Linked DNA regions of Mus musculus: regions 1 and 2 are each linked to region 3. A link is a loop called in an ENCODE intact Hi-C map of the cell type or tissue named here. Cell type or tissue: left cerebral cortex. All regions are shown on one strand. Links, peaks and the distances in the headings refer to the core of each region. The heading gives the core; the rest is flanking DNA.

What was found. Hi-C counts contacts between places; a loop is a spot of excess contacts. Peaks named below come from ENCODE experiments on the same cell type or tissue, not always from the same donor. Only the 100,000 strongest peaks of a DNase experiment are listed, where the experiment ranks them.
Region 1: it touches region 3 in a loop (7-fold over the local background); 7 of 42 quality-filtered maps call a loop at or near these places.
Region 2: it touches region 3 in a loop (10-fold over the local background); 2 of 42 quality-filtered maps call a loop at or near these places.

What each region holds. Positions count from the first base shown.
Region 1 is chr5:58,821,287-58,832,499 of GRCm38, reverse strand. No RefSeq gene overlaps it. Among named protein-coding and RNA genes, the nearest start is that of Gm40306, 37 kb to the right of the region's middle. In left cerebral cortex, for the core only: a CTCF peak has its summit at 6,341 (motif pointing right); no DNase peak of the experiment used is centred there.
Region 2 is chr5:56,611,857-56,623,069 of GRCm38, reverse strand. No RefSeq gene overlaps it. Among named protein-coding and RNA genes, the nearest start is that of Gm23896, 120 kb to the left of the region's middle. In left cerebral cortex, for the core only: a CTCF peak has its summit at 5,159 (motif pointing left); no DNase peak of the experiment used is centred there.
Region 3 is chr5:57,707,976-57,719,188 of GRCm38, reverse strand. It overlaps 4932441J04Rik (RIKEN cDNA 4932441J04 gene), which reads left to right and starts at 1,270. Exons shown (of 5, transcript NR_015588.2): 1 at 1,270-1,343; 2 at 9,435-9,494. It overlaps Pcdh7 (protocadherin 7), which reads right to left and starts at 1,108. Exons shown (of 3, transcript NM_001122758.2): 1 at 1-1,108. The coding sequence starts at 84. In left cerebral cortex, for the core only: CTCF peaks have their summits at 2,524, 4,141, 4,436 and 5,090; DNase peaks (open chromatin) are centred at 3,328, 3,818, 4,391, 5,076 and 1 more place; H3K4me3 peaks cover 2,954 bases; H3K27ac peaks cover 2,902 bases.

The sequences.
Region 1 (11,213 bases), core at 1,970-9,969, 1.1 Mb before region 3:
TATAAAATTGGCCCAGAAAATATTTATATTAAACAAAACACCCTTCTAAAGTATCTATATCCAATTAAATGACTTTTTTTTTCATTTCTGTTTGATACTGATGTTGCAAATTGAATCCTTTCTTTGCAAGAAAGAGTTCCAATCAATTAGGACAAAGCATGCCTATGTGGTCAGATTTAATTTACACAGATTCCGGATTCTTCGGGTATTTCAGGTGAGTGGAATCATGCTATACATAGTCTGTTTGCTTTATCAATATAAACTCTGGCACTAGATTTAAGCTTGTTTTGTTAAACCTCAGGTTTTTTAGGTGGTAATGTATTCAGCCTGCAAATTTCCACAGCAAGAAATATAAATGAGTTGTTATGTCATCAGAAGAATTCTAATAATGTTAGGAGACTTTGTATTTATTACACCAATATGTATGAAAGTTTCCAACTGGAAAAAGTAAAGAATTCTGGTTTGTTTTCTGTTTGTTTTTTGCCTTTTACTTTGTCATTAGTCTTTTACTTAGTTCATCTAAGTATGTATTTCCAGTTTATCTGAAAAAATAATTTAGGGTACTGTGGGATAATTAGGGGACAAACTATGAAAGCTGGACAACATAAAAATGATAGTCCTTACATGTTATGTGTGACACCTTGAGATCATAGCTGGGAAAGTGTAGGAGTGAAAGACAGAAAAAAGGAGAGAGAGAGGAGAGAGAGAGAGAGAGAGAGAGAGAGAGAGAGAGAGAGAGAGAGAGAGAGAGAGAGAGAGAGAGAGAGGTTCTAATAATCTCAATCTCATTTTCTTTTGCCAAGGGGAGCCATTCTACTCCTACAGTTTATGGTGGTTGATTAATAAGCTTCATAGAAATTTCCTGAAAATCCACCTTAGTGACTATCCAGTCACAGGGTTTGGTGTCAACTGTAACTGGTTTCTAATACATAATAAATTTTAATATTTAGTTTCTTATTTTGAAAATGTAAAACAAGAAAATTTACAATTTTATACTATATTTGAAATTTGAAAAGGTATTAGGTAATAGTAGGTAATAGACATTAAAATCCTAGAAAAATGAGCTGAGCTGTACAACTGTTACTTATTGTTAATGTTGATAAGTTACCATTATACTGGATCATGAACACTTATTTCTTTAAACTTTATCCTGTAAAATGTAAATTCTTGTTTATATCCCTGAACAATTATATGAAATTAGCCATATATGAATTTATGTTATGTTAAGAAATAATTTTAAGTTCCTTTGTGATTGTGTTACCTCACTCAGGATGATGCTCTCCAGGTCCATCCATTTGGCTAGGAATTTCATAAATTCATTCTTTTTAATAGCTGAGTAGTACTCCATTGTGTAGATGTACCACATTTTCTGTATCCATTCCTCTGTTGAGGGGCATCTGGGTTCTTTCCAGTTTCTGGCTATTATAAATAAGGCTGCTATGAACATAGTGGAGCATGTGTCCTTCTTACCAGTTGGGGCTTCTTCTGGATATATGCCCAGGAGAGGTATTGCTGGATCCTCCGGTAGTACTATGTCCAATTTTCTGAGGAACCGCCAGACTGATTTCCAGAGTGGTTGTACAAGCCTGCAATCCCACCAACAATGGAGGAGTGTTCCTCTTTCTCCACATCCTCGCCAGCATCTGCTGTCACCTGTGTACTCACTGATAAGTGGATACTAGCCCAAAACCTAGGATACCCACGATATAAGATACAATTTCCTAAACACATGAAACTCAAGAAAAATGAAGACTGAAGTGTGGACACTATGCCCCTCCTTAGAAGTGGGAACAAAACACCCATGGAAGGAGTTACAGAAACAAAGTTTGGAGCTGAGATGAAAGGATGGACCATGTAGAGACTGCCATATCCAGGGATCCACCCCATAATCAGCATCCAAACGCTGACACCATTGCATATACTAGCAAGATTTTATCGAAAGGACCCAGATGTAGCTGTCTCTTGTGAGACTATGCCGGGGCCTAGCAAACACAGAAGTGGATGCTCACAGTCAGCTAATGGATGGATCACAGGGCTCCCAATGGAGGAGCTAGAGAAAGTATCCAAGGAGCTAAAGGGATCTTCAACCCTATAGGTGGAACAACATTATGAACTAACCAGTACCCCTGAGCTCTTGACTCTAGCTGCATATGTATCAAAAGATGGCCTAGTCGGCCATCACTGGAAAGAGAGGCCCATTGGACACGCAGACTTTGTGTGCCCCGGTACAGGGGAACGCCAGGGCCAAAGGGGGGGAGTGGGTGGGTAGGGGAGTGGGGGTGGGTGGGTAAGGGGGACTTTTGGTATAGCATTGGAAATGTAAATGAGCTAAATACCTAATAAAAAATGGAAAAAAAAAAAAAAAAAGAAATAATTTTAAAAAGTAATTAACAACACTAAAGCCACTCATAGTTTGTGCCTGATTTGATAGTCTTTCAAATTAGCATTTATCAAGGGTTAAAAATTAATGGTAGAATAATTAATATATTATGCAGTAACTGGAACCCTACATTTGTAAAAATATAAAGATTTAAAATAACTATATTGAATAAGGGAAACTTGCTAAATCTAATTCACTGATAAACCAGTTATGGCAGGAAAATGAATATACACATTTTGTAATAAGAGCATTTAAAAATAAACTTCTATTTCTTGAATTCCTAGAATGCAAACATGGCTGTAATTAGTTCTATTACACAACTACAGTTCCACTCTAAAGTTCTAGAAGGTTGGCTTTCACAGGGCAAAAGTTTCATAAGATACTAATGCATCAAATTTTGCTATAACTTAGACTGTTGAGGTTATTTTACAGTATTAAAAATTCAGAGCTTAAATCATTAACTATGGGCTCTCTTTACTTACTAATGTAGCGATCTTGTTTTCCAAACATCTGGATGAGAATATAAATTTGAAAACTCAGACAAAGGTGTTTTGTATGAAAAAATCTGGATATCCCAAAACATCTGGACATTCTCAAAATATCATAGCTTTCAAAATTACATTGTATGTTAGCAAAAATATTTCAGGGCAAAATTTGAATTGTAATGCTTGTGTATAAACAGTATGTTATGAAGGGATTTTATTTTACTTTTGATTAAATAGATCTTGAAACCCTGAAAATGCTCATGATACAGTAAAATTTAGAAAAAAAATATGTGTAAAATTATATATACAGAATATGGTCAGAAATATTTTTAAGATGAAAAGCTGCCAATCACTGATCTATACTGTGTTCTAAGAAGCTGAATAGACATTCTCTGTTTAAGACAGGTTTCAAATAGCCCAGTCTAGCCTTAAAGTCAGCATGTAGCAAAGGATGATCCAGAATTCATCTGCCTCTACCTCCCAGTTCCTGAAATGAAAGGCTTACACCAATGTACAGGTGTTCTTCCAGAGATCCTGCCTAGCCTTCTTGCCCTGGTTGGCTGTGTTTGTCATATTTTGTCCTCTGCAATATGATGAAACGATTTGAAAATCTCATGATCAATGCTGTATATTTTAATTCTCAAACTTATGAGACTTGAGGAAAATCCCAACTTTTAACTTTTCGGATGTTAAAATTAAGTGTTTTCCTTTGATCTTTTTGAAAAATATGTTTAGAATGGAATAATTTAATAACACCCTCTCCTTAATTTAAAAAAAATTAAATTGTTTGACAGAATAATCAAGGAATCAATCTTTATACATTGTTTCATCATCTTTAAAGAAGATGATGATGGGAAACTACTACTGTTATAGACATATTACCCACAATGAGGTTCTTTGTTCTCAGACTATACTAACTTGCTTAATTAAATGATTAAGGACAATTTACATAATATATGACTTTGCAAAAGTTGATCTGCAGTTTTGATCCTTGTCTAAAACATTTTATCAGACCAAAGAAATATTATTACCCAAAATCTAAATAATAATTTTGTTCTATAAATGTGTACTATATTATTACTACACACTATAATTGAGTGCTGAAATTCATTGTGTGTCTCCAGAAGATACCAGTCAGTTCAAACAAATCAGTAACTCTCATCTGGTTATTATGACTGAATAATTCACCAAGAGAATGGCAAGTAATTTATAAGGCTTGATGGAAGCCTACTGTAAAATCAGAAAGTGGAAGAATACCTACAAGTAAATCTAATGTCAGTGAATTGCTGGATGGATGTCCAATAGGTTCCATGAACAATAAGTTGGTGAATACAAAAAAAAAGAATACACATGCACACCTTTTTGGGGGGTGTCTGTCTGTGTGTGCAAAAGTATTTCTTTGCAGTAATTACTTATGCCCCATTTGTTCCCAAATAATGGCAGAGTATTTTTATGGCATCTCTAACCCATTTTAGCTCCAAAATAGATGACATAGAGATCTGGTATTTTTATTAACAAGGGGCATGCACTAAACGGATCTATTCTAAGCCAACTAGGCTATTACCTGCAATCTAGTCTTGCCCTGGTTCACTCTTGTCCATGTACATACTGATGGCTGTTCTCTCTTTGGCTGTTCTTCTCTCTTTGTGACTTCATAGAGAATCCTCTTGGTGGTCCTTTCACATCATCTTTATGCCAATCTCTCTCTCTCTCTCTCTCTCTCTCTCTCTCTCTCTCTCTCTCTCTCTCTCTCTCTCTCCTCTCTCTCCCTCTCTCTCCTCTCTCTCCCCCCTCTCCTCTCCTCTCCTCTCCTCTCCTCTCCTCTCCTCTCCTCTCCTCTCCTCTCCTCTCCTCTCCTCTCCTCTCCTCTCCTCTCCTCTCCTCTCCTCTCCTCTCCTCTCCTGTCTCTTTGTCTCTCTGTCTCTCTCTCCTCTCTCTTTCTCCATCCCTCTCTCATTCTGGGCCACTTTGGCTGGGCTAGGAAGTCTTGCCCTATTCTCTTCTGCTCAGCTATTCAATCAGATCAGCATTTTTGTTAGCTAATCAAAGGTGATGGAAAACAATTTTCACATAACATTGACACCAGTGATTCTTGACCATGCTATCTTCTAGACCATGACCAGATATCTGGCCATAGAAATCAGTATATAAATACATACATTTACACAAACACACACATTGAGCAAAATGGAGCAAGTAATGAAGCAGAAGCTTAAATAGCACTAGAAATTTTAAAGCCACAACACACACACACACACACACACACACACACACACACACACACTACATGTTGATAGTAGTGGATACAAAATAATTACTACACCCACACTATATTAACTGAAATCAAATGAAGATACAGAAGAGTAACTGAAAATTCCATTATCATTTCCCTGAAGGTCAGCATCTGCACTGAATGTTCAGGGAAATCTACCAGATAACCACTCAGGAAAAGAATAGCAAGGTAGAAAGAACTGATAATACAAAGAAATTGTGTTCCAGAGTCACAGTTTCCACAAGTAGGAAATGAAGCAATCAAAGAAGAGGTTACATATGTTTTACATGTCCAATGAAGAGGTACATTACAGAAATTATGCAGTGAAGATGGTATGGACAGCAGTTTATAGTGTAGTTTAAGGGTTTCTGACAAAAAAGTGAGGACTGAACAAGTCTGGAAAATATATACATATAATTATCAGTGCTAGAACACAGAAACATATCAATGAATTTTCTGAATCAGACAGGAATATATGATAATCTAACGAAAACCATAAATAACTAGGTCTCTGTTAATATTCAGGAGTTTAATATAGAAGATGTATTTTCCTTTGTGACATTCTAAAGGCATAATTATTAGGTACAATGATTAATTAAAACTGCATGGAAGAAGACTGGGAAATCCTAGTAGGATTTCTCATTTATTAAATATTGATGACTAAAAAACAACAGAATGAACATGAACCCTCAGACTTCCAGTAATGCAGATTCTATTTATACAGTCAATAAATGCAGGAAGACAAGCTAATTTGTATATTAAGCATCAGGCTGTATGCTGATCTATTAAGCTGGAAAGTTGCATATTTTATCCTGGTTAATATTGTTGAGAGATTGCTGGATGTCTGAAACTGAAATTGAGTTTGGAAAATTCATACAGATGAGACAATTTTACAAAAATTGTAGTAGAGATTCTGTAAACCAATTGGAGGCTCTAAGGATAATATTTTCAGTAAGAACAAGGAGATAAAGACAAATGACTTACCCTATATATTTTATAAAGCAGGAAAAAATTTAAAGTAGAAAAGTATGTGATAAAGATACACTTTGTAAAACTCTAAAAAGTAGTTTAAGGAAGGAAGGAAGGAAGGAAGGAAGGAAGGAAGGAAGGAAGGAAGGAAGGAAGGAAGGAAGGAGAGATCATTTGAAAGGAAGAAGTAAGTAAAGTTATCCCTGATATTAACAGCAGGGGGCGATTGGAAGAAGCATTTCATATAGGTATAACAATGTGCTGATTCAGTTGAACTGGTTTACTGATGATGGCAGAAACAGTTTTGTGGACTGACAATATTAGATATAAACTGTTTTCAAAGTGGCAACGTGGTCTCCTGTACAGGCATTAAAGAATATTCTAGACATCTGGATCCAAGGGAAACTAAGCGCAAGTGAGTAACCAGTAATCACTACAAAACCAAAGAAGGGCGACATTTTATTTTTGTCATAGAGTTCACAATCATTGCAAACTAGAATGGAAATAAATAATAAATTAAATATCGAAACATTGAAATTATTCAACATAGAATTAATTTTCTAATGTATCAGTTATCACATAATGTATTTCCCAAGTATTCCCAGCAAGTATTTCCCAAGCCAAACTAAAATGTACATGCCACATCTTTGAGTTTTGTTGATATAGAATAGTTTACTAGGCTGACACATACATACATACACACACACAATTAAGAAGGAAAAATGAGAGAGGTAAAGAAATCCACATGGATAGATGTGTATGGAGAGACAGGGCAAATGTGGAATAGACACACAGTGTTCCGGGAATTTGTTTCATTCAATATTATTTACATGGTTATTATGTAATGATTTCATACTGATTAAGAGTTAGTTTTGTTTTCTTCCCTTTTTGCATATACTTTTGTTTCCTTTTAAGAATTTCATACATCTAATTACATGTGTTGCTCAGAGTATCATCTCTAGGGAGGTGATGTCATTGTTAAAACATACTTATGATATGAAATGTAATCACTTAAATTTGCAGTCTCTGTTTCACTCCCATATGATAAAAGAGTGAAGTTTTTTCTTCTGAAACGCATTCTTAATCTAGAAGTGATTACTTGAAATTATGTAAATACTTTTTCCACTAAGTTTTACCCGAATGCTAGCAGTCAAACTACACTCTCTAAATATTACATGAAATGAAATTTTTTGTTAAATTCAATTATTTCTTGCATAGTACTTATTTTCTATGTCAGTTTAGAGTAATTTTTATCTAAACCATAACTTATAAACAATCTTGGTAGTGGCAAGACTAGGAAAAATAAGCACTCACTTTGCTGCAACATTCTATTTACCTTATATAAATTCATAATGTAATTTACCCATATTTTAGAAAAGTCATAGTTATAGACATGGAAGTTATTTTAATGAATAACTTATTTTTTTTACTAAAAATGCTTTAATGACCGATAAATTAATGGGGAAATTTAAAAAAGCAAAAGTTTCAAAAAGAAAATAAAGGAAGGCAGTAAAAAACAGAAAGGGTTTTAGTATCTGAGGAAATTTTGAATTTTCCAGAGATGAAGTAAATAATAATGAATTTACCTTCAAAAATTGCTTAAAAGTAAGACAAGATGCATGTGTCAAAGGCTTTCCTACCAACTTTAAACTAAAAGACAAAAGAAACTGTCTCCTACATATTTTGCTAGACTATCAAAATATTTACCTTATTTCCATGGCTACATTTTTAATGGCAAAACAGAACTGAATAGTTCAAATCTGATAACATCCCTGTACCAATAGCCTGTTTACAAACACTACTGTTGCTTATAACAACGAGTCCTTTCGGCACTTCTTAGACTTGAGAGGTTTCATGTGATGGCCCAGAGAAAATTAAAGTAAATCTGTAAAGTTAGTTTTATGCAAACAACTTGAAAATGTAACTGGAGTTTGACTGGAGGCGTTAAATATCATGACCTCAGACAGAATCATTGGTTGCGCTGGGACAACTAACATCTGCAGGATATTTTCATGTTCACCCTATGATGGAAAGCAAGTATTCTTCAACAACCTTACCTAAGTAAATAGTGTCAAGACAACTGTCAGACTGTACATAACTGAAAGTGAAAAGAGGGCTTCAATTGTTTAGAAGGTAGTTTTATAACCACACTGTTTGTATCCCTTTTTTTCCTCACATCAAATAAATTAGAAACCTACTTTCAACTCCTTAGTTTTTCTTGTCCTTATGATATAAGACCATGAGTAAGTTTGCTATTATTGTGTTCACCACTTGCTGCTATCATCACCTCTGTATATACTGAAAGGGTGTAAAAAGGCGACATTTTTTTCTCTTTTCTTCAGTCAATGCAATTAACTAAAGTTATAGGATATTTTTGCAAGACAATGTTCTACAACAGGAACTGTACATGTTTTGCAGGTTATTTTAAAATATGAAAAAATATATAAATACAATTAATTTGTTGACTAAAACAGAGACTAAAGATAGACTCGTTTTCTGTGTGGAAATAAGTAAAAATTCAAGGATCAGGACTCCTAAGATTTAATTGTTGAAAGATGAAAAGAATTTTAGAAAACACAGGAGAAATGGGAAAGTACTATAAACAATATTCCACACAATGAAAAGCTAGTTACCGAGGCAGAGAAATTATGCATTGAGCTGAGTAGAAAAGAATATTTTATAAGATTGATTGACGTTAATACATAAAATGTAATCTCTTTGCCAAGTTTGGTAAAGAGATATAAGAGAAAGAATACAGTATTTAAGAAGTAGACAGCTTCCATAATTGTGATATACTTATTTCTAAGTCATGCATGGAGTGCTACTTCATATTAAGTACAGATGTGTGTGTGTGTGTGTGTGTGTGTGTGTGTGTGTGTGTGTGTGTGTATCCATGTATGTAAACATTTACCTAATACAAAAAATGTGCTTGTGAGGCAACTGAGAAACTGTTTCACAAGTGACAATTGGAAATATAATGATACTTTGAAGAAAGTATGGTATATCCATAAGGAATACCAATACTTAACTACATATACTATATTAAATTTATGTTTCTTTAAAGATCTTGAATTCATTAGACTGTGTTAATCACAGTTGTAGAACATATAAATTTAACCAGGAAAGAAGATAAACTAATGCAAAGATCTCGGTGGTCTTTTGTATCATAATGCATAATTGATGGCAGGTTGTAGTAATGACCTAAATTTAAAGATACATAAAAATTCCTTCATATTAAAATTTCACCCCATTGAATGTATTAAGTTTAATCTCAGGTAAAGTTTTTAAACCTGATCTCAAAGAACATTAAACTCTTCACTTTGTGAACCACTCCATAAATTACAGAGACATGATTTGTGGAAGCCTGGTGCAGTCAAGTGGGGGTGGTTCCTTTCACTCCCTAGCCCAGTCCGATGTCATTCTGACACACCTCAAACCAAAGGATGGCAATTAAGTTGTTCTGGGCTGGTAGTGCAGAGTGAGAGCCAGTGTGGAGAGCTGTCAACTGGAATGATTACTCCCCACAATGCCTGTCTTGGGCATGACACACAGGCTGTGCACCGTTTCTCTTGTTTCTCAGGCACACGTTGCCTGTCATTTTTACTTCAGAAAAGTCTTCTTACGGGACTATGGCTGCATGTTAATGAGGCCCATTCTCTCACTGCCCACTCTAATTCTCATCCAGTTACCTGTGGGAAGGCTCCCTCTCACTCTACTCATGTTCTCCCTAGATTCAGTGTCTGCTTCTAATCCCACAACCTATTCTTCCTTTTCCCACTTTTTTTCTTCCCAGTCTTTTTAAAATTTTTCTCCCATCACCCCCTTCAATCACCACCCTTTTCCGTTTTTGTCCTCTCTTCTATAGCTTCCACCCCCTATTGAAGATGAATGATGCTTTCTTTGAAAAGGATAATAATAATTTAATAAATATTTATAATACATTTCTTCAAGAATGTACCTAGCCATAATTTCCAAAATGATTTAATGAACAAACATTTCAGTGAAGTTTAGAAATCCATCAATTGTGGTTATTTTTTACTGTGTCCAACTTTGCATAAGAGAACACACAGTGTAAATGGTGACCATGTCACATAGAAACCTCTAAATTTACTTTCTTACCACCATCTTCCAATAAATTCTGATCTTAAAAGAAACGCCATGCACTTCCCAATATTCCTTAAAATTGTTCTGTTAACATCTCTAGAAATGGTTCAAATTTAGGAAGCAAACAGCATGCCGTTTATTTGAGTGGGGGCAGGCTGGGATAACAGAAGGCTCATAGGCAGCGATAGCATTGTGTATCTGCTGGTTACGTGGCACAGTGAATCAAGAAAGAGACTTCTGTAACAAGAGTGGCTATGATATACTTCATGAAGCCCATCAGCAGCGCGCTATATGCTCTGCCTTGGCTCCACCTCCTCAAAGTTTTACTACATCACCAATCAGAGCCATTGCTTAATAGCAAGGTCTCAATGACCTGACCCTGTGGAGCAGAGGGACAATTCACACTCACACGGCAATAGTCACTGCTCAGATCTCATCGGCATGTAGAAGTATTCTGCATGAATTGTGCAGCTCCTTATCACCTGAGGTTCTTTTCCGTTTTTTTTTTTTCAGACTCCAGAAGCACATTCTAAATTAGCTCATTTTTACTCTCTGCTTCTGGCCTGTAATGAGGTCTGAACATTGCACTTCTCATCTCTTCTGAAAGAAGACTAGCTCATTTCTGTTTAACCATAAATGATTAAATACAACCACCGTAACTCATGTTCTAATGTTTCACATTTCTATAAAATGTAAGATACATTTTCTGATTTTCCCATTATTTTACATCCTATCCCTACCACCATCCCTCAAGTGCTACCACATGATCTGCCTTTGCTGTTGTTTATATTGAACATTAAATTACATATCTTTTTAAATTTTATTTTTAATTTATTATTTACACTCCATATTCAATTCCCCTCCCCCACACCACCCTCCTTCTGCACCACATCCCACACCTTCTCCCAACCCCACCCAGTCTCCACCTGGATGATCCCACCCCCTACCTCACCTGACCTCTCAACTCCCTGGGGCCTCCAGTCTCTTGGGGGTTAGGTGCATC
Region 2 (11,213 bases), core at 1,431-9,430, 1.1 Mb after region 3:
GAACTTCTAGAGGAATTACCATCCCTGAACTCAAACTCTACTACAGAGCAATTGTGATATGAACTGCATGGAACTGGTACAGAGACAGACAGGTAGTTCAATGGAATAGAACTGAAGACCCCCAAATGAACCCAAGCACCTTTGGTTACTTGTTCTTTGACAAAGGAGCTAAAACCATCCAGTGGAAAAAATACAGCATTTTTAACAAATGGTGCCGTTTCAACTGGAGGTCAACATGTAGAAGAATGCAAATTAACTCATTCTTTTTTAATTTTTTTTCCATTTTTTATTAGATATTTAGCTCATTTACATTTCCAATGCTATACCAAAAGTCCCCCATACCCACCCACCCCCACTCCCCTACCCACCCACTCCCCCTTTTTGGCCCTGGCGTTCCCCTGTACTGGGGCATATAAAGTTTGCAAGTCCAATGGGCCTCTCTTTCCAGTGATGGCCGACTAGGCCATCTTTTGATACATATGCAGCTAGAGTCAAGAGCTCCGGGGTACTGGTTAGTTCATAATGTTGTTCCACCTATAGGGTTGCAGATCCCTTTAGCTCCTTGGCTACTTTCTCTAGCTCCTCCATTGGGAGCCCTGTGATCCATCCATTAGCTGACTGTGAGCATCCACTTCTGTGTTTGCTAGGCCCCGGCATAGTCTCACAAGAGACAGCTTACCTCCCTGTACAAAGCTCAAGTCCAAGTGGATCAAGGACATCCACAAAAAAACCAGTTATACTGAAATAATAGAAGAGAAAGTGAAGAAGAGCCTTGAATACATGGGCAAGGGGGAAAAGTTACTAAACAGAACAACAATCACTTATGCTCTAAGATCATGAATTGACAGATGAGAGAGACCTCATAAAATTTCAAAGCTTTTGTAAGGTAAAGGACACTGTCAATAGGACAAAACAACAACCAGCAGATTGGGAAAAATCTGCACCCCATTTTTAAATAGGATTATTTGAGTTTTTCTTGAGTCTAACTTCTTTTTTCTTTTTTTTTCAGTTTTTTTTTTCTTTTTAGCTTTTGCTATTAATTCTTTTCTTTTAAAATTTATTTAATTTATTTATTTTGTTATTTTTTACACTCCAGATTTTATCCCCACCTCCAGGCCCACCCTCCAACTGTTCCACATCCCATACCTCCACCCCACACCCTGTCTCCATGAGGATATATCTAGCCCCTACCCTCCACTATACCTGACCTCTATACTCCCTGGGGACCCCAGTTTCTTGAGGGTTAGGTGCATTATCTCTGAATAACAACAGACCCAGCATTTCACTGCTGTATATGTGTAGGGTGTCTCACATTAGCTCATGTATGTTGCCTGTTTAATGGTTCAGTGTTTTAGAGATCTCAGGAGTCCAGATTAATTGAGACTGCTGGTCCTCCCACATGGTCACCCTCTTTCTCAGTTTCTTTCAGCCTTTCCCAAATTCAACCACAGGGGTCAGCAGCTTCTGTCCATTTGTTTGGGTGCAAATATCTGCATCTGACTCTCTAAGCTGTTTGTTGTGTCTTTCATGAGGGCAGTCATGCTAGGTACTTTTGTGAGCACTCCATGGCCTCAGTAATAGAGTCACGCCTTGGGACCTCCCCTTGAGCTGGATCCCACTTTGGGCCTGTTGCTGGACCTTCTTTTCAGGCTCCTCTCCGTTTCTATCCCTGTAGTTCTTTCAGACAGGAATAACTTTGGGTCAGAGTTTTGACTGTGCGATGAGAACCCTCTCCTTTATTTGATGCCCTGTCTTCCTGCTGGAGGTGGGCTCTATAAGTTCTCTCTCCCTATTGTCAGGTATTTCATTTAGGGTTCCTCCCTTTGAATCCTGAGTGTCTCTCACCTCCTACTTCTCTGCTGCATTCTGCAGGGTACCCCCAACCTCCTCTAAATTGCCTGTTTCCCTCTTTCTGCTTGCCCTCAAGGCTTCAGTCCTTTCTTTCCAATACTATATCAGGTTCTCCTATCCGTCTCCTGCCCCCTCCACTTTCCCCCCTAGGTCCTTCTTGAGTCCAACTTCTTAAGTTCTTATGTACACGGAGTGGATATTAGCCAAAATTACAGAGTACCCATGATACAACCCACAAAGCATAAGAAATTTAACAAGGAAGAAGACCCAAGAGAGAATGCTGCAATACTATTGAGAAGAGAAAACAAAATAATTGGAGGCAGAGGGAGAGAAGAACTTGGGTAGGAGATGAGGGAGGGGAAAAGGATAGCAGGAGTGGGTATGGGGAAAGACAGGAGAGAAACCCAGAAGGCCAGGGGAATGGATGGGAAAATGCATTTCCAGGGCATGGAGAGTCAGAGGGAACCTCACAAATGTCCAAAAGATGTGGGATGTGAGATGTTCCCAGCACTCAATAGGGAATTACCTTAGCCAAGAGTCCCAACAATGGAGAGAAGGAACCTTCTAGTAGATACTTCTGGTATAATCTTCTAGTAGATTACTTCTAATAGATAGACAGGACCCTCTCTGGAGGGATGTGGTCAACAACCTACCTTAAAGATTTTGACCCAGAATTCTTACCATCTAAAAGAAATGCTAGGAGAAAAATGGGGCAGACTGAAGTACAGGGAATCCATTGACTGACCCAACTTGGGATCCAACTATGGGTGAGCAAAGTTTAGGTGGTTGGGGTTAATCACTCTTGGATAGGTGACCAGGAAGTGGAGCAACCTATGGAATGTAAATAAATAATTAAAAAAATAATGATGATTTTCTAAGGGCAGAAAACTACCAACAGTGTTAACCAGATTTGATGTCTATTAATCACAACTCAGTTTTTTCTTGTGGTGTATGTTTGTGCACATGCACATGCATGTGTGTGTGTTTCTGTATGTCTGTTTGGCAGTGTGCCCATATGTCTATCCATATGTATATGTGTGAATATTTTTTCCTTAATATCTCTTTTATTAGATATTTTCTCCACTTACATTTCAAATGCTATCCCAAAAGTCCCCTATACACTTCCCTGCCTTGCTCCCCTACACACTCACTCCCACTTCTTGTCCCTGGTGTTTCCCTTTAACTGGGGCATATAAAGTTTGCTAGACCAAGGGGTCTCTCTTCCCAATGATGGCCAACTAGGCCATCTTCTGCTACATATGCAGCTAGAGACATGAGCTCTAGGGGTACTGTTAGTTCATAATGTTGTTCCACCTATAGGGTTGCAGACCCCTTCAGATCCTTGGGTGCTTTCTCTAGCTTCTCCATTGGGAGCCCTGTGATCCATCCATTAGCTGACTGTGAGCATCCACTTCTGTATTTTCCAGGCACTGGCATAGCCTCATATGAGACAGCTATAACAGGGTCCTTTCAGCAAAATCTTGCTGTCATATGCAATAGTGTCTGTGTTTGATAGCTGAAGTGTGTGATTATTTATTTTCCTTCATATTCTAAACTACCAAATGTTGCAAGTTCCTGCATTACACGTTTAATATGAATTAATACAGACTAAGAAGAATATTTCTCTCATAATATCAACCCAAACTGTCTCTGTTTGTAATTGAGATGTCTCTATAAGCTTATTTTGACTGCTACTACTCTACCTTTAGGGCATATTTTGTGATGAAATACAGTTTTATTCAGTATGGTTTGGCAGTCTTCACCACAACTTTATGATTAAAAATGACTCAAGTTATAGATGAACTTAAGAAATGAAGTTAAGAAATAGACACCATCAGCAAGGGGCTCTTAGATTCTGCTTTAATTTTCTTTCCAAATTGTCCATTGTTAGCCAAGGGGCTTTGATTTTGTAAAAGTAAAGATAAGCAACAAAAAGAGGTTGATGGTGGTGACTTCTGTCTTCACCATTTGCTACATTAATGACTCTTCTCCTTTTATGCACGACATGTTTCTGCCAGCCATTTCCAAGAGGGAATTTTATGGCAAACAAAAGCAGAAAGCATAGAGTTAAAGATACAATACAAACTCAAAACTTATGCAATTGAATTGAATTTCTGCAATGGCAGGAGTGATTGTACTAGAATGTAAAAAGACTTGAAAGAATTAGTGTATAGTATGAAGATGGTACCAAGATCTTACAGTGTGAAAAGGGAGAAACTTCTCTACATTGTTACAACATCTGCGTTTGGTTGTTGAGCTTTTGTTAGACTCCAAAGAAGAGTCTGACACAAGTAAGAATCCTGTCTTTCTTGATAGTAAAAATTCCAAATGATGACATTAAGAAATTTGGGGAGGAAATCTATGAGTTGCAATATTAAGATTCTGAGAGGACAAAGTCTTACAGAATCCCAAATAACAAATACGAATATAAAATTAATCATAAACATGCTGTGATCAGGGAACTCAAAGGTCTTAGAAATTAAGCTATTTAAAGTTCACACAAACTAAGAAGACTCTTGAATTTCAGTTAAAAGGTAATTTGAAATATATACAATAATTGTGGATTCTCCATCTAAAGGAATAATAATACAAGAGACTAGGATGCTGTCATAGGAGAAGTAAATATTATAAAATAAATTGAAAATAATAACACCAAAATTATTTGTGATCTAAAACATATTACATAGATGTTATACTATATTAAAATAGATTATTATTACAGAAAATTTGATGTTTGTGCAATATTTCAAAAGAAAAATTAATGGTTATTCCACAACCAAAATAAAATGATATGTCAGTACTGCTATCTTTAAAGATAAAATTGTATTTCCTTACATTGATAGTATAGTAATTAAATTCATGCATCATATTTTTGCTACAAACATAACAAAATATAATAAATTAATAAGCAGTTTTACAACTGAGTCTCATCTTGAGATACATAAAAGCACAGACACAGGGCTCAAGTTCTTTAAAATTAAGTAATGATCCTCTGTTAATAGCAAGATGGTCTCATGAGTCTAAAAATTCCTTTAAGAGAGATGAATAGAGAATCAAATACAGATTGAAAACATGCTGGAGAATTTTTATGATATCTACTCAGAACATTACCCAATTTGAAATTTCTATGTCACTATTTATATTCTTTTTTTAAACAGAACACTACCATGATTAAGAGCTCAAAAAATTAAAATATTTATTTGAGAGTTGTTAATATTGAATACAATTTTACTCCTGAAATCAAAATTTGTACTCAATAGATTTTTAGTGTCCTGAAAATAAATATTAAGTAAAATGGTAAAAGAATAGTTGATGAAGCACTGCCCTCTTTTGGTTGTATAAATTAAGTCTATATAAAATATGAAGAGGTTAAATACACAGAAAAATGAAATATAAAAGGCTTATATATTCATAAATGCGAAGTTTGAAATAATAAACATTAGCTTTTAACAAATATAAGTGCAAATCTTTGCAACAGAACTCTTAGAGGTTTTGTGTTGTTCATTAATTTCAGGAATTTTGGCATGAATCAATGAGACAAAACAGAATATTTGTACTTTCATACAGGATACCTGTGTTCCACTCCAGAGATGAATTATAGATGACTGGAAACAGGGTTTGATATACATACCTATTAAAACATGTTATTTTACATGATGCAAGTGATGTAATATTGTTGCCACAATGACTACTCAGCAAATCTCAAAATCACTAAGGTCTCAACTTAATGCTTTAGAATTTTTTTCAATAATATTATTCAAAAGTAATTATTTATTTATAAGCCTACTACTGTCCATGCTACAAGTCTCCTAAGATTTCATTACATTTACCATTTGTCAGCTAAAGATAAATGTGGAATAATTAAGCTTTCTTTCATATACTACACAGTGTTTGTTGTTGTCTGTACTTTAATTAAGCTACTGGAAAATAAGAGTAACTAGGACTCTCAGTCTTTTTATGCCTGATATCAAACATGGTAAAGTCAAATATGTATTTAATAATTCAAGATTTTTTCTAATACTGTGTCAATTTCAAAGAAAGTCAGTCTAAACAGATGCCTGTTCTATTTTAACTGAAGCTACTCTATGCAAACTAATTAGCTTTACAGAACTCTGGCAACCAAATACTTTACATTATGTGGTTAATTGGTATTAAAAGTTTATTTTCTAGCAGTGAGGGCTTGGTGAGACTTAACCTAGAAATTAGGGTCATGGATATCTACTGGGATAATACTACAAAAATAACATTTTTTGAGTACCAATATAGAGGAATATTAATACAGCAACATGGCTAATCAGGCTAGAATATAGGCATGTGTTTACTATATACTATTAATCCCAAACAATGTCTTTAAGATTAGTTTACTGAAGGAAATATCCATATTTGAAAGTCTAATTGAGGAGAAGAAAAATTAAAAAATATGGGAAAGATTTGGCATAATGAGTCAGAGATAGAAGGTACCCAAATCTTAAGAGGATAGACAGGAAAGTGAAGCTATGTAAGATCAGTTCAGGGAAAGAGGGAGAGACAGAGGGAGAAAGAGAGGGAGAGAGTCAGAGAGAGAGAGACAGAAAGAGACAGAGAGAAGAGAGACAGAGGGCAGTAGGTTGAGTTTAATCAATGTCCTTTGGTGCAGTTAAGTCAGTTGGCAGCCTGTGCACTGAGTGCAATGCAGTTGAGTTGAGTTCATTCATGAGTTCATATAGTTAACCTGAAGCCAGAAAATAAGGAGGAACCAGAGGATTAGAGAAAATTGCCAGAGTTAGTTTGAGGCAAAAAAGAGCAATTCAGTGAGAAACTGTGAGAATACAGATTGAATCAGTCAGCTTGTACAGTTTGAGCCAGAAGAGCAGTGTTTGAACCAGCCAGCCAGTGGTCAGAGTGAAGTAGAAATGATGAGTTTACTTAGCAGTAAGACTCAGATGCTGAGAATACTCTGGGCCTAAATTAGATTGTGTGGAGGCTAGAAGCTTCTGGGACTAGGACTAAGTTAGGAAACAGAGGCAGTAAGCTTCCGAGATTACAATTACATAATGATGACATTACAGTCTTCTCCAAATTTTATTCTTGCTCATGCAGAAAAACCAACCTAAAGAGTAACGCTGAACCTATAAACACAAAATAATATTCCTTCTTAGTATCTCAAGGAGCTGTCACCAAAGTTGACCATATAACTCAGAAACAAAGCAAGTCACATCAGATACTAAATAACCTGATATATATTAATAATAAGATATATTGTAGTATATATATATATATATATATATATATTTGTTTTGTTTTTGTTTTTGTTTTTGTTTCTCTTTGTAACATGTTTTCTAATGCAGTGTTTCTATTAGATCCCTAAGAGTGAATATGAATGTGGCTGTTTCTTGTGCTTTTGTTGTGCTCCTGTGTTTTTTGTCCACTTAGATGTGTTAGTATTGTTTTATTTTATTAATTTATTTTTTATATTTTGAAAGGCTTTTTGTTTTCTAATGAGCAACTGAAAGGATCTAGATTTTGATGTAAGGTACAGGGGAACTAGAAGGAGCCAAAGGGTGAAGAAATTTTAATCAAGATATATATGTGAGGAAAAAAATCTATTTTCAATAATGGAAAACAATATTTTAAGTATTAGTATGAAATTATATGTAATAATTCAGTATATATATACATAATAAGTAGAGAGATTATAGATACATATACATATGCCTTTGTATTCTACATGAACCTTTAGATATAGTGAACTTCTCATGTATACATCAGGTATACGTATGTATATCCTGATAAACTGGTATAAGTCAATACGTGTAGCATTTGATGCCACCTATCATTGGTTAGTATAAGTAACTCTTATCAAATATATTTTTTGACTTTTTTAGAGTTAAAAAACTCTAGTTCAGTTTCTAAAATGAGAATGGTAGCTTTCTAAGATATATATATCTATAAACAAAGGTGGCTCTCAGTGACTACAGGTAGTATTGTTATGATGTCCTACTTTTGAATATCAGTTTAAAAGTAACCTAATTTTAAATGAATTCTCAAGATTCTATAACTCCCTTTGGGGTTGTGCATGCAGTTCAGCTACTTATGTATACTGAAGCAGTTCTTCTAAATTCCTTGGCTCTTAAATAATGATGTCTTGAAAACTCTCATTTGTGCATTAGAATTTGTCATAAAATTACCTATTTTAAACCCCCGAACTCAAAAATCCTTATTAGCCAATAATGACCTGTTTCTCTGTTTCTTTGTCTAATTTAGGTAAATGATAATACTACAGGATGAAATGTAGAAGGAAAAGCATTGTTGCTGGGTACATTTATAATCAAGATCATAAGTATGTACAGAAGTATAGGTAAAAAGTAATGATTCACAGAGACAGTAACACAAAGTTTATAACAGAAGAACAGACAGAAGCAGGCATGAATTTGAAATATCTAGTTTTCTATGATTTTATAAAGTATCCCATAGCCTGAATTCCCTAGCACTTATATCTTAAGATTAAATGTTAAAATTATGTTATATACTATAATTATTCAAGGAACAATTTCCAAACCTTTCTTCTTTCTTTAATATGTGTTTTCAGGTTGCTTAGAGTATTATTAAGCTGGAGGATATTTAAGCTGGATTGGATTTTGTTGCATAAGTAAAATTAACTAAAGTAAAATATAGTCATTGTAAGTATCTAAGTTGAAAGGGTTAAAGAAATGCATTCAGTTGTCTTTAGTGTGACAGAACAAGTGCTCATACATAATGGCAATATCATGAAATGGTTTCTAAATTGAATCTAATGATTCCCATGTGCAAAGTTATTAATAAGGTATAGGCCCATAAAATCTACATACATTTCACTCTAAACATAGAGAATATGAACAAAGAAAGAGGTACAAAAGGATCTCTGATTAAACTATTCATTGTGTGCAATGAACTCGATAACACATCCGAGAGAAGTATGTCTGCAGACAAGAGACAAAACACATATACCCATCATCTACAAATTTTGTTACCTGACTTGGGATCATATGTTTACCTAGAAAATAAATGACAATTGTAGAAATCAGAGAGAAAATTATATGATGTGTATAGAACATATAAAATGTGTTACATTTTACATTATGTTAGGAGTAAACCAGGGCAAAGCTATTACTTCAAAGGAACTGATAAGAGTGTGTTTACTACTGGTTAACACATTTAAAGGTAAAAGTTTCCCACAATATGTCTTGTAAGGTAGAAGTAAATTATTTATCCCATATTTTCTCTAAATTAAGTGCTTCCAATTTGATTCAAGCAATTTTAACTTATTTCTAACTCCTTAAAAGGTATCTATAATTATTATATTTAATAAAATAATTTCTCTAGGGTTTGCCAATCTTATCATAAAGGCATGTTTCATTTTAGGAAATTTAAAATGAAGCAAAATCTATTAAATAGGCTTTTAAAGTTCAGGTAGACTGGAGTTAATCTGAGACACAATGCCTTGATGAAAAGTTGCATACGGATGATGTTAAGGTTTGCAGGCACGGTATAGGGTTTGATTGTTTACACACTCACTGTTTTGGAGCAGAAATCCTTATGACTGTAGGCATTTTAAACTAGCATGGTAACTACATTTTGGTACCACCAAGAGTGAGAAGGAACCTACTGTATCCAATTTTCAGGTGATAAAATAAGTCAATGGGAAGTGCATTGTGGTTTCAAGGTCACTATACCAGTTCTACTATGCCTAAAATTAGAATCTCATTTCATCCACTTGAAATGATGTCATTTGACCAGGGAACTTTACTCAGAGCTCATTATGCGAAGCACAAGACATGGGATGAAAGCATTTATTTTGATGGAGATAAAATCTAACAGGGCTGTTTTAAAAGAGAAAAATAATTGGAACTGTATTTGCTACATTAAACAATGTTACATTATAATAGGCCAAAATTCCTAATTTCAAAATTTTCTATATGCATCAATAATAAAATAGTAGATACTACATACCAATACAAATGCCACATAAAAATGTGAAACTGATTAATTGCATTTATATATGTATCAGTAAAGTACCATTTATTCTATAATCAATGTAACTGAATAATTAACCCTTAGAAAACTAAATAACAATTATTTGAATCAGGCTCAGAAATTGAGATTGCTCTGTTAATGATATCACAGAAGATAGAAATCACTAAAAGATACCTGACTCTTGCTACATAGACAGTAACTAGCCAGAAAAAGCACACAAAAGCCCCTTCTGGTTTCTCACCCCACTATATAAAATGGTCAGTTATTGACAGTCTTTAGAGCACAAAGAGCACTGCAAAACAACCAGGCAATTTTTGTGGCTCCTCAATGCAGCCAAATAATTTTATTTCTACTGAACTAACAGTGATGATTTACAGGAAAAAATTAAGTGAGCACAGTAATTGGGGCACTCATTTTTTTTTTATTGTGTATAAGTTCATAATCTCAATTTCCTCTGTAAAAATAAAAACATCTTTCTAAAGAAGAGAGATGTGTTGAGAATCACTGTGGTAAACTGAATAATTAAAGATATAGCACATAGGAAAGATAGTAATGGATAGATACAAGGGTAATAAATAAAAGGTAACAAAAGCAGTGTTTGATAAGCAAAGTTAAAATCAGCAATGCTTACATGTCTTGGGTACTTTCAGAGACAATGTAATATATTCTTCAAAATACAGTGGAAAATCCACACATATATTTAGAACAAAAATATTGCAAGAGTTTCTGTCACTTCTTAGTCATCATTATCCTGTTTATGGAGTACTGTGTGATACAAACACCCCCAGAGAGCTAACACATTTCATATATTTTATGCTTATCCGAATTGGTAATATAACTCATTTCATGTTAAACACCCAGGGGGTAAGTAACAAAGTTAAGGTTTTACCTAGTGTTCTGGACAGCATGTGGCTTCACAAATAAAACAGTTTTTCTAGGGACTGCTGTGCTCAACTGGTATCTACATTTGCTACATGAGTAGCGGGTATTTTTGTCCCTTGACAAGGTAAGATGCCATGAAAAATTGAATCTCCCCTGTATGTCTGATAGCTAAATATATTCCCTCCTGATTTGATAATACATTAAAAGCCAGTGTATAGCAATACAAAGCAAATGTTTTGCCCTCTATTGTTGCATGGTCTTGATGGTTTAAAGACAGGGACTCTGTCTGTCAGTCAACAATACATATTTAATTTTTTCAATTCTAACTCTAGATTGAATATTTGAGATTCCACATTTCAGAGATAGAAACTTATAATTTAGCATTGTTTTCATAACACTGCAGCCACTACAGTCATCCCAAATAAAATACCCTTAGAATCTTTAAAGCAAGATTTGGATCTGTACACTTCTCTCCCCATTCAAAAGAA
Region 3 (11,213 bases), core at 2,078-10,077:
GGCCAGGCTGAAGCAGAGCGGCAGAAGGAGACAACAGCCCAAGCACCAGCCGCGCGCCCATCCCGTGGTCCGCATCCTCAGCATCTTCTCTTGCTGCTGCTGCTACTGCTCCTTCTAACCACAACCCCCCTCGGCACCCCCCTCCTCCGGGGCTGGCCGCCTGCCCTCCCCTCGGTCCTCCTCTCCGGGAAAGGAAGAAACGAGAGGGAGGGGAGGGAGGGGGCCAGAGTAGCGCGTAGAGTCGGCCGATGGGAGGGGGGCAGCTAGAGATGCTTCTTTTTTTCTCCTCCTGCTTCTTCCGAAAGTTATTGTTTCATAATTCATGCAATGGGTGCTAATCGCCCGCTCGCCGGCCACCGTTTACTCGCAGTACTCACAGTTCACGGGACACTGCGCGCCACGGGCTCGGTGCCCCCACAAAGTCATCCCCGCAGTGGGAAGATACTGAGATCCAGTCTCCAAGCCCTGGGAAGGGGCCGGAACCGCTTCTGCAAGAGGGCGGCGGAGCCTGGTAGCGGACTAGAACAAACCTGCAGCCTTCCCCGCCTGACAGCAGCGTTAGTCCTTACTGCTACTCGAGTTAAGTCCAATTCACGTTCCAGCTACTCACTCTAGACCCAGGCTCTGTTTAGGCTCCCGAGGTCCAGACAAACCTGAACCGCTTCCTGCTTCAGGCTCTGGGGCGAGCAACAAGCCAGTCTTAACTCTGACTCCTCTTAAGCAGCCGGGAAGCCACTCAACATATCTTGAATGAAAAATTCCACGGCAGGTCGCTTCGGGCAAGGTGCAGCGAAAAGACGCCTCGCGTCACAGCTCGGTCCGCGACCGGGTGCTCCCGGCGCGCCAAAGAGCAGCCCGAGCCATCTTCAGAGACGCCCAGAGTCGGTCGCTTCTCACCCCGAAGAGCTCCGGTTTCTCTTTTTTTCTTAACAACTCTGCGCAAGGTCATTAGTCACGAAGCCGCCGCCTGAAACCGCAGCAACCATTCGCCCGCGGGGGCGAGAGCCGAACCGTGCGCACCGCGCGGTGCCCAAGTTTGGATTCTCAGCCGCAGAGTCCGTGCCTTCCCTCACCTGCATTCGGCCCGCGTGTTGGAGCAGTGGGATCTGCAGCGCTGTGCGCGATTCAGGGAGGAGATTGCAGCCTCTCTCTCTCTCCCCGCTCTCTCTCGATCCCTCCCCTCCCTCCCTCCTTCTCTTTCTCTCCTCCCTCCTCTTCTCTCTCCTCCCTCCTCTCCTTTCCCCTTTCCCCCCCTCTCTCACTCTCTCCAGCACAGTCTCTCAGCTTCTTCCAGTCTCAATGCGGGGAACTCGAGCTGAACTTGATCCCTTTGCAGTTCAAAGGTGAGCAAGCCTGGCTCCGTGCATCCGCGCGACACTGGCCCGGTGAAAGCTCACGACCGGGCACTCCTAACGGCAATTAACAAAGATGCCCAATTCTGTCCGGATTTCCAAAGAAAAGCCAAAGCCACTGGGGCGGGGGTGGAGGGGGAGGTGGAGTCAAACAGAGCTGCCAAGTAGCTTAAAAAAAAAAAATCTAGTTTGCCAAAGGGAGAAAAAGTGCCAGTCGGCTGTTGTCTCGGAAGTGCCCTGGCGCGGCGGGTGAATTCCGCAGTTGTCTCGTCCGCTTTCGCGTCTAGCAGAGTCTGGTGCGCGCGCTCCCGCCGCCTCTCTGGCTGTGGCTGTTCCGAGACACCGAATCGCTCCGGGGAAGCTCCTACTCTCGCTACCCACTAGCCGGAAACCCGCAAGTTTGCATAAACTGGTGGTTGTTGCGGAAAGCCCGCGGGCTCCGGAGTCAGACTTGACTCCGACGCTGCAGCGGCGGCGGCGGTATCCGAAACTACACAGTTGCAGAGAACCAGGGAGGAGGGCCCAGGGAAGGGAGGCGGGAGGAAGGACTAGCCAGCCGCGGCGCTCACCGAAGCCAGGCTTCGCTTCGTGGGGCCGACTGAGAACTGCCCAATCTCAGCCCCGATAAGCCAAAGTCTAGTCTCCTTAGGCAGTTTGGGTGGGGGTGGGGTGATTCTTTTTCCCCCTCTAGGGCTGGTAGACTAAACCCGGCTGCGTGGGTAAGAGCTGAAGTGAGGGTGTTAGTATACCTTCCTCCCACGTCTACCCTCAGACGATGCCCCCCTCCCGCCCCAACTCCCACCCGCAACGTGTCTTCGTTTCGCAATTTAGCATCTGGGTTAGTGAATTGCTACTGGTAGGCTGAGGTCGATGTCTGAGTTCCGAAAGCCAAGCTTGTGTTCTGCCAAACCGTGACGGGCTGCAGTAGTGAAGAGAGAGCATCAAACTCCAACGAGAGCCAGAGAGGATCCTTTTTTGGAGCCCAGACTTTGGAGGTCTGGGTTGGGGAGGGGAGAATGCCTGCCTTTGTTTAAATGCTTGGAATTCCTGTCATCCGGCTCTCACTGGGGATAGACCGTGTGTGCACGCGCCTGGGGAATAAAACACATGCTAGAAGCCTGGGTATTATTTTCTAAGCAGAGCCTGCAGCTTTTAGTAACCGGCAAAGTGTAGCGTCACCTATCTGGATATAAGGGAAATAAACTTTAATGGCAACTTTGTGTACCGAGTATGCTTAACCTCTTTTCTCTCCTTTTGACTTTGTGCCTCGTGATCCTCCCTGCCATTCCCGGGCGTGAGGCTTCCCCGGTTCTCACTCATGACCACCGCAGTCTGCCAAGTCAGATCTCAGGGCTGGTGGTGTATTTCGAACCGAAGCCCACTTCTCATGTATTTCACACTGTCAAAATAAAGACCCTCTACCGAAAGATTAAGAAAAGACGAAGGTAGTAGGTGGAGTTTGTGTCGGGTCCTTACTATCTCGGAGAATGTTGCTAGGAATTTAAGGGTTCCTTTAAAGACGAATTTGCATGCCCGATCTAATGCTCACGGAATCAATTTTACTCTGAGACCAGAGGAGGCAGAATGACTTAAATAAGTCAAACACCAATAAAGTCTAGGAGCAAAGGAAGCGCGCGGTTGTTTGGAGGAGCGCGGCGAGGAGTGTGTTTGGGGGCGGGGGAGCGACAGTGGTTTCCAAAAGCTCTCCCAGGAGGGGCGGGGGTGGAAGCGCGGAGGACGGAACCGTGAGTAGTATGTGCCAGGAGCTAACGAATATTTCCCTGTCCCATAAAGCAGCATCTTTCCGGGAGGGGTGGCTCCTCCTCCTCGGCGAGAACGGCCTTCCCCGTAACCCTCCGGCCGCCGCCACCAGAGCTCTCAGCTCTGTATCTGCAGCATCAGCGAGAAAAGCCTGGCGCGCAGGCTCAGTGCGCACCGCCGCAGTCTGAAGGAGGGGGCTGGCGCCGCAGCGCCTCAGCGGCCGACGAAGTGGCAGTAACGCGATGTCCCCCTCACATTTGGAAGAATAGAGGTTTATCTGAATGCCAGCTTTCTCCCGATCCAGACTGGAATGGGAAGGGGGACGTCACCTCCACTGCGAGGCTTTGCGCTGTGCATTCCGATGCGTGGTAGTGTGGCACTCACTCCCCTCATCGCCTTACTAGAATTTTGCAAACTTCAAGCAATCGTGTGGGCAGAAAGACATTATGCACTCCCTCTTCCCTTGTCAGACCATAAACTTGAATAACCCTCCTCTGCCTCTTCAAGCATTTTCCCGCCGCTCTTGACAAGGGTGGAGGGAGGGACTGCGTGGTCTACTCTTGCCTAGAGTTTGCATATATTTCCTCCCCACGACGATTAGGGGACAGGGGTGCAGCGCGTCCTTCACACTGTAGTGGTTTCCTCTGAGAGAGGGAGGTAACCTCCTCTCGCCCTCCCCACTTATCCCCACCGACTCTGCCGCGGAGCCAAGCCAGCGTGGGAAATGGGTCCGACGTGTGTTGCATGGATAGCAGCGCGGCCAGGCTGCTGTTGGGCCGGGAAACCTTGCTCTGCTCCCTCCCCCACCAGTCGCCAGCTCCGACCTTTCCGCCAGAGAAGTGGCAGCTCCTTTGCCGCCTCCCCCTCCCCCAGCGGTTCCTGTGGACGAGAATGGAATGGGCGGGAAGAGGGTAAAGGGGGGTAAAGTGGGGTAAAGGGAGGTAAAGGGGGTGACACCCTCCTAGCGCCCTTGCGGCGGCCGTTGCTCCCAATCCTCTTCCGCCCCCTGTCTGGGCGCTCACACCACTGCTGTAGCCTCCAGCCCGTGTGCAGGGTGAATGAAGGCGAGCAGTAGTCCCGTCCCCCCCCCCCCCCCGCCCCATTTCCGCAGTCTTAGAGCTAGTGTCACAAGTGCTCAGCAATTTCATTAAATGGAACCCAGGGACTTAATCCTCCCAGTAGCAGACCTCACCAGGGGAATGTGATATCCGGATTCGCTCCCACCCACAGACCCCACCCGGTCTCTCACACCCGAGGCTGCTTTTATCGTCTCAACCTGAGAGGCAAGGTTCACGAGGAAATGGGATCAAAAAGTGTAACCGGCTGCAAGAAATTAAAGAGGTTGCAGTTGCTTCTGCCGCCGCCGCGGCTTCTCTGGCAGACAAAACCGAAAAGGAGTAGTGTTCTAAAGACTGCCTTCATCAGTAACAGGACGTCATCATTTGGAGGGAGCAAAATGTTTTAGGGAAGATTGAAACGTTTACGATCTTTTCTTTGTTATTTAAAAGGAAATGCCCCGTGATAAGCATACATGTAAAATAAAGCAGACATAAAAATGAAATTAATTAAAATCCAGATATCCCATGCTAATATATGTCAAAGAAAAATCGGAGTGCTTTTCTTTGCCAAACACCGTCCTCCAAACTTAACAGTTCAAGTACTTTTTCAGTTAAGAACGTTGGTGACAGAGCAGGGTGGCAGGGATAGTATTTGGGGGTCCCTTAAGTGGCTTAAGCCTTTTAAAAATGAAGACTGGCAAAAAAAAGTAAGGACAACAAAGTTTTCAGTAAGGCTAAGAAGCAAGTGCCAGCGGCAGGGTTTCAGGGTCGGGAGTCTTTCATTTATAATAGACGCTCTATTATTCACAAGAATGCGAGAAAAAGGTTAAATACAGTAAACATGCTAGCCAGTCCTGGAGAGAAATATAAAGCACTAAGTACACGGGAAAGAGAGAAAGTGACTCAAGAACTCCACCAAGGGACAAACAGTGGAAATGACACCCGACATCTCCAAACGCAGTGACCTTTCATCTTTAAGGAAAGGTTTTCTTCCAGGCCCTCTTCCAGGTGCTGCGGGCTGTTCCTACGTCATCAGCGATTGTCCTAGCTACTTTTGGTAAATTTAATATGTCAGTCTTCTTTCTCAGTATTTATAAACACTTACCCATTAAGCATATACTTTTAAACAGCAGACATAACAATCTGTAAATGTCTAGTACCAAAAACAAAAGCAACAAACAAACAATCAGAAAAAAACGATTCGAGTTCTTGGGTAGAGACTTTTGGCTACATTTTTTTTTCAGCTTGAAATCCATGGTTGTAGTACTAAAGTGTGGGAGACTGAAATGGTTGAATAATTCATTGTGATAACAGCCTTTTGATGGACATTAAAACTCAGCAGTTTAAATAAGGAAACCACAGACTTCCTTTTAGGCAGGTAGCAACTGCTTCCATCAGTGGTTACTTAATTGGTCTCTAGCCAAGAAATAACATCTTCTCTGCTATTTAAATCTTGTATGTAAGCTATACATTACAGAAGTAAAAGAAAACAAGTTAGATGCTGCACAAAACTGATTCTTACAGCCTATTGGCTAACTGTAAAACACAGACACAAGGCCAGTGTGATACCATGTTTTCAAAGGTTAAAAAAAATATATCCTTGCAGATAAAATTTAGTTATATAAACATTAATTTGTAAACTATGTGATTTTTATATTTCATTAGAATGTTTTTAATTAAGGCATTTTATTAGATATTTTCTTCATTTACATTTCAAATGCTATCCCCCAAGCCCCCTATACTCTCCCCTACCCTGCTCCCCAACCCACCCACTCCCGCTTCCTGGCCCTGGCATTCCCCTGTACTGGGGCATATGATCTTCGCAATACCAAGTGCCTCTCCTCCCATTGATGACCGACTAGGCCATCCTCCGCTACATATGCAACTAGAGGCACAGCTCTGGGGGGTACTGGTTAGTTTATATTGTTGTTCCCCCTATAGGATTGCAGACCTCTTTATCTCCTTGGGTACTTTCTCTAGCTCCTTCATTGGGGGCTCTGTGTTTCATCCAATAGATGACTGTGAGCATCCACTTCTGTATTTGCCAGGCATTGGCATATCCTCACAAGAGAGAGCTATGTCAGGGTCCTGTCAGCAAAATCTTTCTGGTATATGCAATAGTGTCTGGGTTTGGTGGAATATGGGATGGAACTCAGGGTGGGGCAGTGTCTGTGTGGTCTTTCCTTCTGTCTCAGCTCTGAACTTTGTCTCTGTAACTCCTTCCATGGGTGTTTTGTTCCCCATTCTAAGAAGGAGCGAAGTATCCATCATTAGACTGTTTTTAAAATAATTTAAGAAACTTGATAGAAAAGATTTCTACTTTAAAATTGGCAAAGATTTATGGTTGGTTGTTTTTCCATTTATACCGTTTTAATTTGCCAAAAATATTCGATCTACACAGGTTTCCAACTTATGCGTCACATTAAAAAAGGTCCAACTAATTACACTGAGAGAGACATTGTGCCTTATTTACAACAATTTATGGGACATTTCAAATTTATAATTTTTTTCACACATTCTCAACAATCTGAATTTGGAAAGCCAAAGGGACTTTGCCAAATGTAGGCAAGCGTTTGGGGAAAGACTTTTGGCAGTTTAAAAGCAGTGCATTCTACTGAGCATCACTTGAAGCTATTACTTGTCAGTCACTATGGCAAATTTGAATGTGCCAGTGCAGCCTGCAGGATGAACTGGAGACATGTGCTATCTCTTCATTATAGATGCAGGATACTTCAGACATAACTGTAAGCAATTAACACTGATGAAAAAAAATATATATATAAAACATATATAAATAAACTATATAATATATAAATAAACTATATATATGTAATATATATATATATATATATATATATATATATATATATGATCTGAGGGGAGGAGGATCTCATTAAAATAACCCAAGTAAAGGTTGCATTAAAACAAATGACCATGCTTGAACAAGAAACCACTGAAAACTATGAATTAGCTCTAAAATGCTAACTCCATTCCTTATATTAATTTCCCACATTGTTTGGGTCAGAATTGTTTAAAACAATAATTGGTTACTTTAGCAATCATGAAATTTCCAACGATTATCATTGAGACTGTTCACTGACTTGCGCTCTAGTCTTAAGTTAAGCTACCAGTTCTGGGACCCCTGCAGGCAGGATGAATCTCTTTGCTAGCTTTGAGCCACTTGAGTGGAAGGGGAATTGAGTGGCTGGCTGAACTAAATAGCTTACCTCTCTGTAAGAAAAGCTGTTTACTAATCTCACTAGAACCAATATCCAGGGATCATCAATGAGTTTCAGACAGGCATGCTCTTTGGAAACCAGCACTATATTTTAGCTGCTTGTTTCAGTTCTCATCTAAAGACTCCTTCCAAATAAAGTGGATTAAAAAGATTTTATGAAGATTGACACCACAGGTTTCATCTGAGGAACCATATAAAACCTCAGTTATACTATTCGGTGATGGGTAGACATACAGTTCTATTTGCAAGATAACTTTTTCATAAAAGTGTTGACACACACACCTGATAGCTTTTTACATGGGCATTGTTAGCTATTTCTCTTATTTGGAAACGTTAAAGAGTTTAACACCCTGAACAAGGCTTTTAATAAAGTATTGCCAGATGACAGTGGGATATGAGTATAAAGAGAAGTCTTTATATTTGTGGTTCTGTCGTTGATTTCCTGTTTTGTGTGTGTAGCAAATTCTTAGTATTGTCTCCAACTGACTGGGGAAAAAAAGCAGAAACTCTGCCTATAATAGTGTTATAACTGTCACACAGCCTTATAAGATGCAAATGTGGGAATTCAGTTTGATTATTTAAGAAAACATTAGGTTTTTATTTTTTTCTATAAGTAAGTGATAGCAATGGTTAATAACGGATTTGGTTAGTAATAGTTTCTTTGGTCATCAATGTGCACCCAAATTCAGCACTGAATTTAGGTTCCTTTTTCTTTTCCTGAAGGTTTCTCGGCTTCTTCCTCCAGATGTTAGATATAGCTTTATCATATCCCTCTACTTGCAGGGCAAAAAGTCGAACCCACCTCTGCCTTTCCCATGCTATAAAGCTTGTCTTTTCATCCAACAAAGAAAAAGCATTGTTCCTAACCTTCTTTAAAATACCAGAGATGAGGGCAAAATACAGTGAACTTGAAAAGGTATCTTTTAACTTTAGGTAGCACTCTCATTTCCAGTTTATTTTTTCCTATAAAATCATGATTTTCAAAGTTCTATAAGCCAGTGTTCCTTTCACTTCCCCAAAATATTCTCCTTAGTCGTCATGAACCTTGTTCCATCCATCCTGAATTACTCCCAAGCTTGTGATACTGTTGGAACTTAGAGCAGTTCTCATTTACACCAGCATCCTCAAGATTTTCAAGCAGCACTGGGGAGGGGTGCTTCGTAGTCAAGTACTTTGATACTTTTAAGTGTAAGAATTCCAGTTACAAGAGATTAAGAACTAAAATTCCTTCCAATCCAGGCTCCTCCTTGTCACACCTATGGTTTAAAGGGTGTTTAAAATGCCACCTGCTTTTTAGGTCACTTTTTAAAGGATTCTGCAAATGGTAGAGTTGAGAAAGCAATATATATGGATTGAATGTGTTAAGCTGTACTATTGTGGATCCACACTTGCTTTTGTTCATGGTTAAGTGGCATTGAGCCCATAATGTACCAGCTTTTAAGAATTTCCCCAGCACCAAATTTGTGAGCTTAGAAACTATAGAGGCATAGAATGTGTAGTGCCATTGGATGTGTTATGCTATGTTCTCGAAAAGAGGGTCAGAGCAGAATCAACGTTTAAGGTCCAGACTCAGAAAGCGGACAAAGACATGCAAAATTCTGGAGGAAGAGGGAGAGGAAGGGGGAGGGGGGAGGAGAGGGGGAGGAGGAGGGGGAGGCAGGGAGGGAGGGAGGAAGGGAGGAAGGAAAGGGGAGAGAGAGAGAGAGAGAGAGAGAGAGAGAGAGAGAGAGAGAGAGAGAGAGAGAGAGAGATTCCTTTTGATGTTAAAATGGCTAAGGAAACATGGGAAGCATAAAGATCTAGGATTGGGGGGGGTGGGTATGGGGGACTTTTAGGATAGCATTGGAAATGTAAACGAGGAAAATACCTAATTAAAAAAAAGATTAAAAAAAAAAAAAGAAAAAAATCTACTTCCAGCTGATGACACTTGGGAATCCACAGCTGCAGAGTTTTAAGTGCACTCTTTGTTCCTCACAATAAAATAGACCCCAAATAATTCAACTCTCATGCACCTCTCCCCCTTAGGTAAGTCTCATGGAAGAAGTGGAAAAGTCGGCAGTATTAGGACCTGGATAAGATGCTCAGGTACTGTCATAAAACTATTGTCTCTTCCATTTATTACCCTGTCTTTTGCTCTTCCAGAAGTACAATTGTGCCCTCCCACACGCCCTATTAAGATGGTATAGAAGCCCCACCTGCTGCCAGCTAACTCCTAGGGTTTCTCTGTCAAACCCTGTGCATATGTTGGAAATTAAATTTGTTTTGTATTTTCTGCTAATCTGCCTTTGGTCAGTTCCTTTTACACCATCAAAAATCAAACCTAAGAAGCTAAAAGAAAAATATTCTCTTTGACAATACTTACTAGGAAAGATTCTCTCTCTCTCTCTCTCTCTCTCTCTCTCTCTCTCTCTTGTAATTGTTTAGGAAGGTAGCAGATAAACAATGAAAATCCCAGTTTTTGAAAACATGTGTTTTAAATATAAAATAAATCCTGCAAATCAGGCAAGCCCTTGTCTTTAATCCCAGCACTCAGGGACAGAGGCAGTTGGATCTCTGTGAGTTCTAGGTCAGCCTTGTCTATACCCAGGGGTATACAGAGAAACCCTGTCTTGAATAACCAACCCCACCCCCAATTCCTGCAGTCACCATTATACAGAAAACATACAGGACACCTGTGATGTGTACAGATAGCCATGCCCCTGCCTCCTCTGTCCATTCTCTGCTCCCTCCCCTTTAACAAAGGAAGACTGGTTTTTACCAATGGAAAACAGTAGAAGTTACAGTGTGCTAATGCCCCCAGAAGACCATTCTTTCTGGAATACAGAGACACCATATTACCAAGCCAAATTACCTTCTGAGCACCAGCACTATGCTGAGGTGGCTTCACATGATGTTAAAAGGGCTTAGGAAACCTGGAACACATAAAGGTCTACTTCAAGCTGATAACACTTGGGAATCTATAGCTACAGAGTTTTAAGTTCACTTTTTGTCCCTCACAATAAAATATACTCCCCAAAATTCAACTCTCATGTATCCCTTCCCCTTAATTAGGGACGTGTCCACCTTCTTCCCATATCCATTAAGTCAGCTAGAAGAGGAGACAGGCCATTTTGGACCCTCTAGACTAGTCCTTCTGCCAACTGAGTACCATCTGTCAATTGGGATTATGGGAGCCAAAACATTGCCTGCCTGGACCTGGTCCAAGTCCCTGACCCTTTAACACTAGGGTGAGACCTAGGCTAGTTATACAGACAATGCATTTCGGAAAGTGTTATTGCTGAGCAATAGACTCCTGGAACTTGAGTGTTCTATTTGTTCATTTCATGGATGTTGAACAACAGTACTAGATTTAATAACAAAAAGTGTTAGCATATTGTGGTTCATTTTTGTGCCAGGCACCAGTCTTAACACACTCCATATGGTTAACATTTAATCTTCGAAGATTATCAGATAGCAGTTTTCGAAGTTATTAGATTATGAACATTGTTTATTACATTGGATAGGAGAGGATGTTGAAATCTAAGAACTTAAAGATGTAGAGGCATTATACCTACTAAATGGCTTGGACCAGGGGATTCAGTGTTGATCTTTTAGATTTGAAAACTTTGCACTGGTTTATCGTAAACAACTCCCATGGTGATGGAAGACTAACATAATTAGTGTATAGAGCTTTACCCATATGTGGACCCTCAGACCATTGTTCTCCTGTATATAACCTTATTTAATTAATCTTGTGGGCTTTTATTTTTCTAGGAAAATTCTGTTATAAAAACAACAAATTCTAAGCGGTTGTGCTCAGAGTTC